3 separate regions of the Homo sapiens genome follow, and all the other regions are linked to region 1. The links are chromatin loops, found by intact Hi-C in ENCODE. Cell type or tissue: GM12878. All regions are shown on one strand.

Region 1 (4,000 bases):
TTTTTACTTTTTGAGACAAGGTCTTGCTCTGTCACCCGGGCTGAAGTACAGTAATGAAAGTATGGCTCACTACAACCTTGACCTCCCAGGCTCAAGCATTACTCCCACCTCAGCCTTTTCAGTAGCTGGTACCATAGGCATGTGACATCATGCCAAGCTAATTTATTTTATTTTTGTAGAGATGGGGCCTTGCTGTGTTGTCCAGGCTGGTCTTGAACTTCTGGGCTCAAGCAATCCTCCTAACTTGGCCTCCCAAAGTGCTGAAATCACAGGTGTAAACCAGTGTGCTCAGGCATTGCCCCAACCTTAAAGAAGTAAAACAATGACAAGAACAACAAATAAGTCATAACAGTTCTATTCAGATATCAATAGTGTTCTTTTATCCAATGTAAAGCCTTATACAAATAGAACATGATATATTTTTTGGATTTTTTTGCCTTCCTCCATTCTCTGAACAAATAAAAAAGGCTACTGAGATCTAGCACTAGAAAGAGCCTTATTCAGGAGATCTGTAATATTACAGTATTTTATTGAGTATAAATGTCTTTATTTCAGAAAAATAAACGTTTGTTGAATTTATAAGATCACAGAAATTGAAATATGAGAGAAACTGAAAATGCATGTATATATTCCCCAATGTTTATAATAAAAATTATCATCTGAATTTTTTAGGTTTAGTGAGTATCATTTAGGTTGTGGAACCAACCTAAAATGGACTTCATGCATTAACAGTTTTAAAATATTCAGACTTTTGTACAGCACATTTACATATGGGTCTATCAGATTAGCCAAAATCTCACTAGGAACATTTTGTGTCTAATTTTTTTTTTACTTTGAAGTGCAAAAGAATTCACTCAATTGTATTATTGCCACAGCAAATAGAAAAATTACACAATATTTAAATTCTTAAGGGAATATGCAAATATAGCATCACTGTGTGCCAGGAATATTGTTTATTTTAAAAAGATACACATTTTGTTTTTAAAAAATTTACTGTATTTCAAATATGAAATTATCTGACTGACATTTCCTTAATTATTGTCAAAGAGCTTGTTCCTGATTTCTACAAAGTCATATGTGATTATCAAAAACAGGTCATAGACCTCCTAGTTTCTTTTTTGGCATGTAAAGAGCTCAGCAGTTATTGCTGTTATCCTCCCAAAAAGAACAAAGTGAAACAAAATGAACAAGTCTTCTTAGAGCCTTTGGAAAATGGAAGTCACAGGGCAAACTGCTACCTTAAAAACTGCAGAGAAAGATAAATACAGTTATAGATTACAGGGAGCAGAAGCCATTGCTGGAGTCAGAAACAAGTTAAAACACTTCAACATCACTTGACTAACAGTTGGACACTGGGTGTGGACAAGCTTGAAATATAAAAACTTCTGCAGGACCAGCCTTAGAAGGATCCCCATGATTTCATAAGTTTTCCTTCCATAAACCTCTAGAGGTTATCATGGTGAAGATGAGGAAAATCCCCTAATGCATCTGGCAGGGGAAAAGAAAAAGTTTTCATTTAAAATATACTCAGAATGTTCTGTTCTCCTTAACAAAGGCCTTTCCCCAGAGAAAACTATTGTACCAGAACCTAACCACCATGAGAAATACCCAATTACAGCTTCCTCTAACATTCAACATTGGAGGGAAATACCTAATTTGAAACCTCTCTAGCTTGTCTCATGTAAGGGGAGGGGTGTGGGGAAAAAAAAAAAAAGCTAAAAATCACTTGTGAAGGACCCACCTCTGGGGCTCAAGCCCACTAGAGGATTGAGCTCTCATCATAGAATAATAAAACACTTTCTTTCCTGCACACCTTACCACACATAAACAGGGATCCTACACAATAACAGGAGAATAGAAACAAAAAACCACATGTTTCAGAATTTATTTAGAAAGAAGTCTCTAGGGAAGTCCAAGGACAACAGGGAAGACAAAAACAAGGGCATCAGAAGGAAATTTTAGCCTCTGACACCTGTAACTACAGTTAACATTAAACAAAAACTGACTGCTAGCTACAGGAAAAAAACTTACTTAAAAACTCACACTAAAGGCTTACTTATGTCAATCCCTTTTACCTAATATGTCATGTCTAGCTTTTCACAAGAAAACTACAAGGTATGCTAAAAAGAAAAAGAAAAAAAAATTAAATCTGAAGAGACAAAGGGAGAATCAAAATCAAACTCAGATACAGCAGAGATTTTTAAATGATCAGAAAATGAATTTAACTGATTGTTAGGCCAAAGGATCTAATGAAAAAGTACACAACATGCAATAACAGATGGGTAATGTAGGCAGAGAGATAAAAATTCTAAGAAATAATCCAAAGGAAGTACTAGAAAAAAAAAACTGAAATGGAAGTAAAAAATGCCTTTGATGATCATCAGTGGATTTAACATTCTCAAGGAAGGACTCAGTATGCTTAAAGATGTATCAATAGCAACACTAAAAACTGAAAAGCAAAGAGAAAAATAATAAACACACAGTGGAACAGAACATTGAAAAACTAGGAGACAATTTTAAAAAGATATAACACACATTATAGGAAGACGAGAAGGAAAATCAAGAGAAAACCATATAGAAAAGGTTTTGAAGTAATAATAGCTGACAACCTTCCAAAATTAATGATGAAGGCAAAACCACAGATCCAGGAAGCTGGAGAATACCAACCATGGAAAATACTCTACATTATGCATCATGTTAAATCTGCACAAAATCAAAACAAAATCCTGAAAAGAGACTGGGAATGTGCAATGGTGGGAAGGGAAAACACCTCACCTATAGAGAACCAAGTATAAGTATTACAGACTTCCACACAGAAACTATGAAAACAAGAGAAGGCAGTCAATATTTCAAATGTTAATGGAAAAACAAAACCCACCATCACCAATTTAGAATTCTGTAGCCAGTGAAATTTAATCTACAAAAGTAAAGGAGAAATTCCTTCTCAGATAAGCAAACATTAAGGAAATTTGTCACCAGTACACATACCTTGCAAAAAATGTTAAGCCTTCTTCAGAAAGAAGGAAAATTATATGTCAGAAACTCAGACCTACTTAGGGAAAGGGAGAGAGGTACAGAAAAAAATAAATAAAGGTAAAATAAAATGTTTATTTTTCTTATTTTTATTTGAACTAACAGATAACTGGGTGGTTATAGTTTATGAATAAGTGAAATGAATGACAGCAATGTTATAAGGGATGAAAATAAGTAATTGGAAGTACTTTTTTTCTTTTTTTAAAAATATTGAGTCTCGCTCTGTCACCCAGGCTGGAGTGCAGTGGCATGATCCCAGCTCACTGCAAGCTCTGCCTCCCAGGTTCAAGCCATTCTCCTGCCTCAGCCTCCAGAGTAGCTGGGACTACAGGTGCCTGCACCACGCCCGGCTAATTATTTTGTATTTTTAGTAGAGACGGGGTTTCACCGTGTTAGCCAGGATGGTCTCGATCTCCTGACTTTGAGATCCACCTGCCTCGGCCTCCCAAAGTGCTGGGATTACAGGTGTGAGCCACCGCACCCGGCCGGAAGTACTTTTTATAAGTTATCTATACTAGTCAAGAGCAGTATTATTTGAAAGTAGGCATAGATTAGTTGTAAATGTACAGCACACTGTAGGGAATCACTAACAAAATATATCTAGAAAACATAATTGATATGCTAACAGAGAAGATAAAATACCATCATATAAAATACTTAATTAGATCCAAAAATGAAAAAACAAAATGGAAGGCAAAGAAAAAGAAACAAAAACCCAGGTCATCAATTACTAAAAAACATTTACAAATATGATAGGTATTAATCCAGAAATCTCAAAAATCACTATAAATATAAATAGCCTAAACCAATTAAAAGCAATTGTCGAAGTATATTTTTAAAAACAAGATGAAAGTATATATTGTCTTTAGGAAACTCACTTTAAATATAATGGCGTGGGTGCCATAAATGGTGGAGTAAGATATACCATGCTAACACTTATCCAAAATAATATGGTGTGACTATATTA
Region 2 (4,000 bases), 120 kb after region 1:
ACCCCCAAACAAGATAGTCCTTTTGATTCAGTTTTCTGGCCTTCTTCCCCTTGGAACTGTAAACCTACAAATTAGCTCTGTGCTATCTCACAACTATAGAGCAGATGACAGGGCTCATCTATTTATCTCTCAAGGAGATAAGAGAAGTTTCTATTGTTCTTTCTTTGACTGCTGTATAGATTTGTGTAAGATTCTGTCCAGAGTTTATAGTTTCTTGTGTGCCACCTTATATACATGTCAACCTGGTAATGCTTTCTCAAAATTAAATTGTGTTTCCTTTATTCTTCTGTATTGGAACTGAAGAATCTTTTGTTGCAGGATTGTTTCATTTACCCAATACTATAACTTACTGTGTATATTTGGTCAGCCCCTAACTCTGTGGGTTTTGTGATGTTACAAATATCAGGGTACAAGGTACTGTGAGTAAGAGGAAAACAGTGTTACACTTTTTTTCAAGTAGGTTCTCAAAGACATTGCCTCAGGTATACAAAAGAGTATTGAAAAGGCAATAAATAGCAATACACTTCTAGAGGATAATACCTTGAACCATTTTAAGGGTATTTAAAAATATTTTAATGTAGTCATGATTATTTTACTAGTTACTGCACTGTAATTTCTTCTGACTTGTTTTTCTTAAAATTAATTCTTTCAACTGTACTAACAACAAAACCAGGTTGAGAATCTGTTGCCCTGAAGAAGACAGAGCCAGGTCAAATATGCAACTTCAGGAGGCCACATTCACAGTTTTGTTTACATTCATAAACTCCCCTAGAAGACAACTCCGATCTACCAATTGAGATCAGTTTGACAACATCACTAGCAGATGAGACAAAATGAAGTCAGAGAAGGCAAAAAACAGTTATTTATTGCAAGTAGAGAGTGGTGTTGAGGGAGTGGCAGTGAAGAGTTAAAGGAGAGAACAGATTCGAGGTACTTTGGGGGCAGACATGAGCAAACAAGGACATTTGATATAATGAACATGACAAAGAAGAAAGCAGTGATGGATGCTTCTGGAGTTTTGAATCTGAGTGACAGAAAAAAAACATTGTTTTCCAAATTATGAAATTGTATATGAGAGGTAGATTTAAGCACTGAGTAGGTGACTTTGGACATGACCCACCTGAAATGCCAGTGAGACATCCCAAAGGCACCTGGATAGTCAAGTATGGAGCAGGTCAAGAAGTGAGGGGTTTATTTGAAATGCAGCCATATTTAAAGTTATTTATAAACTTTAAAAGTTGTTGCAGCCACTGGGCCAAGTTAACTGAAAGATGTGGCCCAGAGAGAGCCATAGGAAACGTCCCATTTCTATGGCAGTGATGAAGAGCCATGAATTAGAGCAGGAAGCAGTAGCTGCAGGAGAATTAGAAGGACTAACATCTTCCAGAGTCCAGAGCAGGAAAGACTTTCAGAACAACAGTGTCGAACGCAATGGAGTAAAAATGAAGACTGATTGTAAAAAGGTTCATTTTCATTTCTAAATTTGTCCTGTTACTTCTCTTTTTAGATCTTAATTTTTCTAATTGCCTCTTTTCAGAGTTTTTCTAATTCTGGTATACATCTTTTTTTCATAGCTTCTTATTTTAGCTATTTTTAAAAAATATTAGGTTGTAGTTTTCATTTGTTTTGGGACTAGCTTTATGGCATAATTTCCTTGTCTGCATCATTCTGTTTTCATTCTCCTTCCCTGTAAGAATTTATAATAAGTTTGTATAAGAGTTGACCAAGATTTATTTTTACCCCTATTCCTCTCCTCTCTTCCTCCTCCTCCTCATCTTTCTCCTCTTTTCTTCTTTGGAGTTTCTTTGTACTTTTAGGAAAGAGGAAGGGTCAGGATAGTTTTCTAGCATTATGGCTCTAGGGCTCCCTCTCCTGTCATTTTTGCAAAATAATAAATGAGAAAATAATTTTAAAATTCACATTCACTGTGGTAATGCTGCTTTTGTTCCTCCTTTTCTTTGCCTCCCCCTCTCTCTCTCTTTACCACTTTATTTCCTTTGCTTCTATTGTAGCTATTTGATAAATTTTGGTTTTCTCTCAACAATTTCACATTGGTGCGGGGCTTTGTCTTGGATGGACATTCCATTTGATTAGTTTTGAGAGTCCACAGGGTCCAGAGGGCTGCAGCACTTTCAGACTTCGCTGCAGAGTCCTCGTTCTCTCCCATGAAATGGTTTGGCTGCTGCTCTATGGTGGACTTGACAGGCTTCCAATAGGAGCTGATTGACAATCTGGGGTACCAGTCGGCTTTCAGACTCTTATTTTAGTATTAAGTTCATGGAGATTTTGCAATATACTCTCTAATCTAGTTGTGTTTGTTTTAATGATAGAATAATGTTTTCAGTACTGAGTAAAATTGATACTTCAGGAGAATGCACCATATTCATGATCTCACATGAGCCTAAAAGTACACCCACAACACAGTTTGAGAAGCTCATAAGTCTGTCTTAGACATTTTATTATGATTGTGGGGACACTGAACAGACTTCAGTATGCAGTATTATTTAACTTGCCTTTGAGAACATACAAAAGTAAATATGAATCGATTGGTAAAGGAGAGGGATGAAACCACAGAGAGGAATAGAGTTAAAGGAACGACCTTCTTTTAGAATTGTTAAACAAGATTATGGGAGGCCATTGTTTCAGACTGAACTCCTGCACTAGGCCCTAAACGACCAGACCAAACCAAAATGGAGTCACTCATGCTAAATGCCACATAATTAAAATGAAAATTTAAGAAAGCAGATAGATCCCCAAACAAAACAATCTTTCCTGAAAACAAGAGATTCCAGTTTACCTCAGTAATCCTAATAAGGAAGTCTCTTCTGCTTTACCCCTTTAAAAAAAGTAACCTGAGGTAATATGATGCTTACTAGATTTCCATTTTTCTATTTCCTACTTTTCACCTTTCAAAACCCAGTGTTTTGCCCCTGCCCAGAAGAACACTTGTTCAGTTTTGTAGAATGAAGGCTGCCCTGATTCATGTATCACCTATAAAAGCCAATTAGATCTATAAAGAAATTTGTTGTAATGTTGTTTTTGACAGTCTCAAGAAGACATTAACATTTTTTAAAGCATGGGGAAGAATCAGGAGAGATGAGATGGAAAGACAACTGTTGAATAAAGAATATAATAGTAAGGAATAAAATCCAAATGAATAAAGCTTTTTAAAATAAAGACATTAGCTCTGTAACACATATCCTGTCATGAATGTGCACACATACACAAAAACTGTGGTCTTGATGATATGTTTCACACCTTGGTTGTGGTAACAGTATCACAAGTGTCCAGACTCATTAAGGTTATATACATTACATGTGTAACTTTTTAAAAAATGTCATTATACCTCTGTTATACCAATAAAGCTTTTTTATAAAAAATACTGCTTTCTCTTTTGTGATATCAAATTACCATCAATCATTTATTTGAAGATATCCAGTAATGGAAATCAATTATTCTGGATAGTACTCACTTAACATAGAGATCTTCATTTTACTTCTGTATTTTTATACGTGAGTTTTATATATTCCCTCTTTCTCAGTGACAGCATAGAGAAGAAATTGATTTCTGTCCACATGATGATTTGACTGAAGAAATGTGAACTTTTGGTGGGGAGAGAGGTTAGAGCTTAGTTTCCCTTTGTCTGTCACCAATATTACATTTGGGTGAGTGGCCACTATTTCATATGGGAGACATTCCTCCATTAGAGGATGTAAAGGTTGATGGAGGAAGAGAGTTAGAGTGTAGATCGATGGTAGCTGAGCTCCACTGACCCACTCTGGTAACAGAGCATTTTACTCTTCGATGTATTTAAAATTCATCTCTAAGCCCAAGATGAATTTTGTGACAATTGGAAGTTAAGCTTGAGGGCAACTTGGTTAGTTCTACCCAAGACCTGTTTGAGCTGCAGCCAAGCCCAGCTCTTAGGTACACAGCAGCATGGCAGTGCCTACAATTAACATGCTTTCTTCTGCTTATTAAGCATTGTTTTCAGTCACAA
Region 3 (4,000 bases), 55 kb before region 1:
GATAAAGAGAAGTGATATAGTTTGGATATTTGTCCCCTTTGAATCTCGTGTTGAAATTTCATCCCCAATTTTGGAGATGAGGCCTGGTGGGAGGTGTCTGGGTCATGGGGGTTGATTCTTCATGAATGGTTTGTATCCTCCCTGCAGTAATGAGTGAGTTCTCATTCTATTAATTCATGGAAGAACTAGTTATTTAAAAGAGCATGGCACCCTTCGCCTTTCTCTTTTTTCTCTCTCACCATGTGACACCTGCTCCCCTTTCCCTTCCGCCATGAGCAGAAGCCTCCTGAAATGCTCACCAGAAGCAGATGTTGGCACCATGCTTCTTGTACAGCCTACAGAACTGTGAGCCAAATAAACCTCTTTATAAATTAACCAGCCTCAGCATTGCTTTATAACAAGGCAAACAGACTAACACAAGAAGATATGAATGAACTCTTTGGATAATGGAAATACATTCAAAAACCTTTATAAAACTATATGGGAGATGTATTCCTAACCTTATGGGAGAAAGACATTTGTTACCAGGACAAAACACCTAGAGACCATAAAGAAAAAAATATGTAAAATTTGATTTACTACTAATTTAAATGTCTTAAGTAACAAAAATGATTATTAGTAAATCAAAATATAAGTAAAAGCCTGGGGAAACATAGGCTATTCTTATGTTAAAGACTATTCTTAAGATATAAAGGCAGAAATCAACTGGAAAAAAATGAAAGGCAACAGGTGAACAAGAATTTCACAGAAAAATAAAGACAGGCAACATACATATGGCAAAGAGTGCAACTGCACTCATTATAAAGAGGTGGTAATCAGAATAGAGGAAATTAAGCTAAGTGCAGTGGTGCACAGCTGTAGTCCCAGCTACTTGGGAAGTGGAGGTGGGAGGGTCATTTGAGCCCAGGAGTTAGAGACTGTAGTGTGCTATGTGATTAGCTATTGCACTCCAGGCTGGGCAACATAACAAGACTCTGCCTTTAAAATAAATAGAGAAATTTAAATTTCAAGAATATCTGATAAAGGAAAAGGCCCTGGAAAAGTAGCCGTGGTGCTAACTTGAAGAGCAAATTGACAATATGTTTCAAAATTTTAGATATACATACTCTTTGATCCAAAATATTACTTTTAGAATTTCTATCATGCAAATTTCCATAATTGCAAAAGTTCAAAATAATAATTTCCAGGGTACATCAGCAGCACAATTGTCCATAACGAAACGGAAATAAACACAAAAGTGAAAAAAACTCAAAACAATAGAAATGTCCATAAATGAATACTACACAGCCATTGAAAAGAATAAAAGGCGCAAAAGCGTATGCATATAAATCCATTTGTGTAAATAAGGAAGGTGCAATTAATAGATATAAATAGATTGTGTATATATTTATGTTTATATACACATAATTAGCCTGGTGTTTATATATATACAGATTTTGTATGTACATATATTTTTCTGTGTGCATTTGCATGTGTGTGTTTCTCACGCAATTACTTAGGAGGCAGATTTTTAAGTTAAAAGAAATTATTAACTATCTAATTAGGTGTTATGCTTGGGAAAAAGTATATCCATGAGTATAAGCTATGGAGACTAGGGAACATATCAAGGTTTTGCAGCTTTAAGTTCAAAAGCTCCAATTAAATGTTTTATTTTCAATAACTTCCAAAACAAGCCACATAGTGGCAGTAATGACCATGTCTTGAACCAGAATCCGAATTTTTCACAGTGGACCTATAAAGGCTGGTCAGTCTTTTTGCAAAATGGAGGAAAATGACAGAGAACAAAGAGAAGGTACAGAGATAATTTGGAAAAGGTGATTGTTTTCAACAACCTCAAATAACAAAGATCCAATACATAATGGAAATACCTCTATGTGTGCTTCATTATTGATTGTGTATTGCAAAGTACCCATGGAAAAAGTCAGATGAATGGACATGTTTATTAAAGTGCGATGATATCCTGAATATCTGTCTGACTTTCAGGTCTATAAAAGACATATGAGGGATATAAAAGACATATCTTTTTTTATCTAATAAACTGGTTTACAAGAAAAACCTAGGTGCCTAGAAGGCCCAGCTACAAAAACAAGTGAGATGCTCTGGGCAAATCCATGACAAACTGAAGAAAGCAAGTATGTTCAGCAACTGCAGAGAGCTGTGATATGGTTTGGCTGTGTCCCCACCCAAATTGCATCTTGAATTGTAGCTCCCATAACTCCCACGTGTTGTGGGAGGGACCTGGTGGGAGATAATTGAATCATGGCGGCAGTTTCCTCCATACTGTTCTCATGGTAGTGAATAAGTCTCATGAGATCTGATAGTTTTATAAGGGAAAACCTTTCACTTGGCTCTCTCTTCTCTTGTGTCTGCTGCCACGTAAGACGTGCTTTCCACCTTCCACCATGATTATGAGGCCTCACCAGCCATATGAAACTGTGAGTCCATTAAACCTCTTTTTCTTCATAAATCATCCAGTCTTGGGTAGGTCTTTATCAGCGTGTGAAAATGGACTAATACGGGCTGCCAGGGGACAATATCAGCCAACTATTTCTGGAGCATGCAGATCTTTTAGAGAAACTGCCAAATCACTAAAAGTCAGTAATTCCCTTCCTCCCTCCCTGCCTCCCTCCCTCCCTGCCTCCCTTCCTCCCTTCCTTCCTTGTCAAAAAGCCTAATTCATCTTTTGTACCATTAGTTCATAGTCTCTGCTTAGAATCTGAGAGATAGAGGGCCTTGTCCAAAATTCCGGATAACACTCATAAACAGAATTAACCTCTTAACCTGTTCTGTTTATTCATAGTGTTCATGATAGATATTTCCTAAATCTGTTATTTCATATGTTTGAATTATTGCGATATTAAACAGTTGTTTTTATTTGTATTATTTTGGTCCATTAATATAAATGTGTTTCCAGAATTTATTATTTTAGAACTTTTTTTCTTTCTCTCACAGCATTTTGTTTCAGTGACTACTTGTACCTGAAATTCAAGTTTAAATTGCTGGTATTCCTATCCGGAGGTTGCTTGAAACTTGTGGAAGCATGATAAGAGTCTAATAATTTGACCAACTTCCAAATTATATTCCATACATTTTTGTTGAACATGAATTCAGATAGCTTCTGTGGTTTCAGTTTTGACAAGCTAAGAGTTTGGAAGTCGCTATTCCTGTCCTAGCAATAAGAAAAATAAATGAACAAACTGAAAATGTCTTCTTGTATTCATTGGATAATTGAGGTTGAAGGGCACACTGCCACCTTAAATCTGGAGAAACAGGTGAATACAGAGAATAATGGCTAAGATCAGCTTTTCTGCAACTGAATCTGCTGGAACCATAAATTGGTAGGAATGTTTAAGAAGTAATTTGGACAAGTTGCTGGAATCTGTATGGGCACTAGAACGAGAGTTGGGGTCTGTAGTCTTAGGCAGAATGCCGATACTTCCATGGGTTTGACCTCCAGGAACCACACCAGGTTCTCACAGCAAAGAACCCCAACAGCAACAAAAAAAATCATCTAATGTCTCTGCCAGTGGAAGGGGAAAAGTAACTATTTTGAAATGCACACAGAGCATTCTCAATAACAATTGCCTACTCCTGTAGTAAAAATATTTTACCAGAGCCTTATCTCACCAGAAAGAAGGCACTTCCCCAATTCCTGCTCCCTGTAGCCTTTCCGTCTCACGTAAGAGAGGAAAAAAAGTGAAGAAACACTTCTGAAGGTCACAAGTGTTCAGCAGACTAAAGGCAAAACTACCGCCCAAATGCACCGCCTAGCCATTAAAGTTGAACAGTGCAAAGGTATGGTATAACCATTGTGAGAATGCTTTATGTGTATTCTGTCACTGAAAAAATAAGTAAATGAATAATAGACAGTGGGAAGGAGGTTTTTCACTGTTGGAGTGGAAATTTATAAATAAGCAACGGGAGGAGGGTAGAATTATTGATGTAGTTATGGATTAGATTTGGGGGTAGACATCAATGTAGACACATGTTTAGCAGAATA

The links. A loop is a pair of places that touch in the nucleus more often than their neighbours do. Peaks named below come from ENCODE experiments on the same cell type or tissue, not always from the same donor. Only the 100,000 strongest peaks of a DNase experiment are listed, where the experiment ranks them.
Region 2: it touches region 1 in a loop (2.8-fold over the local background); 1 of 110 quality-filtered maps calls a loop at or near these places.
Region 3: it touches region 1 in a loop (6-fold over the local background); 1 of 110 quality-filtered maps calls a loop at or near these places.

What each region holds. Positions count from the first base shown.
Region 1 is chr10:82,912,464-82,916,463 of GRCh38, reverse strand. The region is part of intron 4 of NRG3 (neuregulin 3); the gene reads right to left. Among named protein-coding and RNA genes, the nearest start is that of NRG3-AS1, 680 kb to the right of the region's middle. In GM12878, no CTCF peak of the experiment used is centred here; DNase peaks (open chromatin) are centred at 1,195 and 1,713.
Region 2 is chr10:82,794,557-82,798,556 of GRCh38, reverse strand. All of the region lies in intron 3 of NRG3 (neuregulin 3), which reads right to left. Among named protein-coding and RNA genes, the nearest start is that of NRG3-AS1, 560 kb to the right of the region's middle. In GM12878, a CTCF peak has its summit at 1,864 (motif pointing left); no DNase peak of the experiment used is centred here.
Region 3 is chr10:82,967,298-82,971,297 of GRCh38, reverse strand. All of the region lies in intron 6 of NRG3 (neuregulin 3), which reads right to left. Among named protein-coding and RNA genes, the nearest start is that of LINC02650, 710 kb to the left of the region's middle. In GM12878, a CTCF peak has its summit at 1,683; no DNase peak of the experiment used is centred here.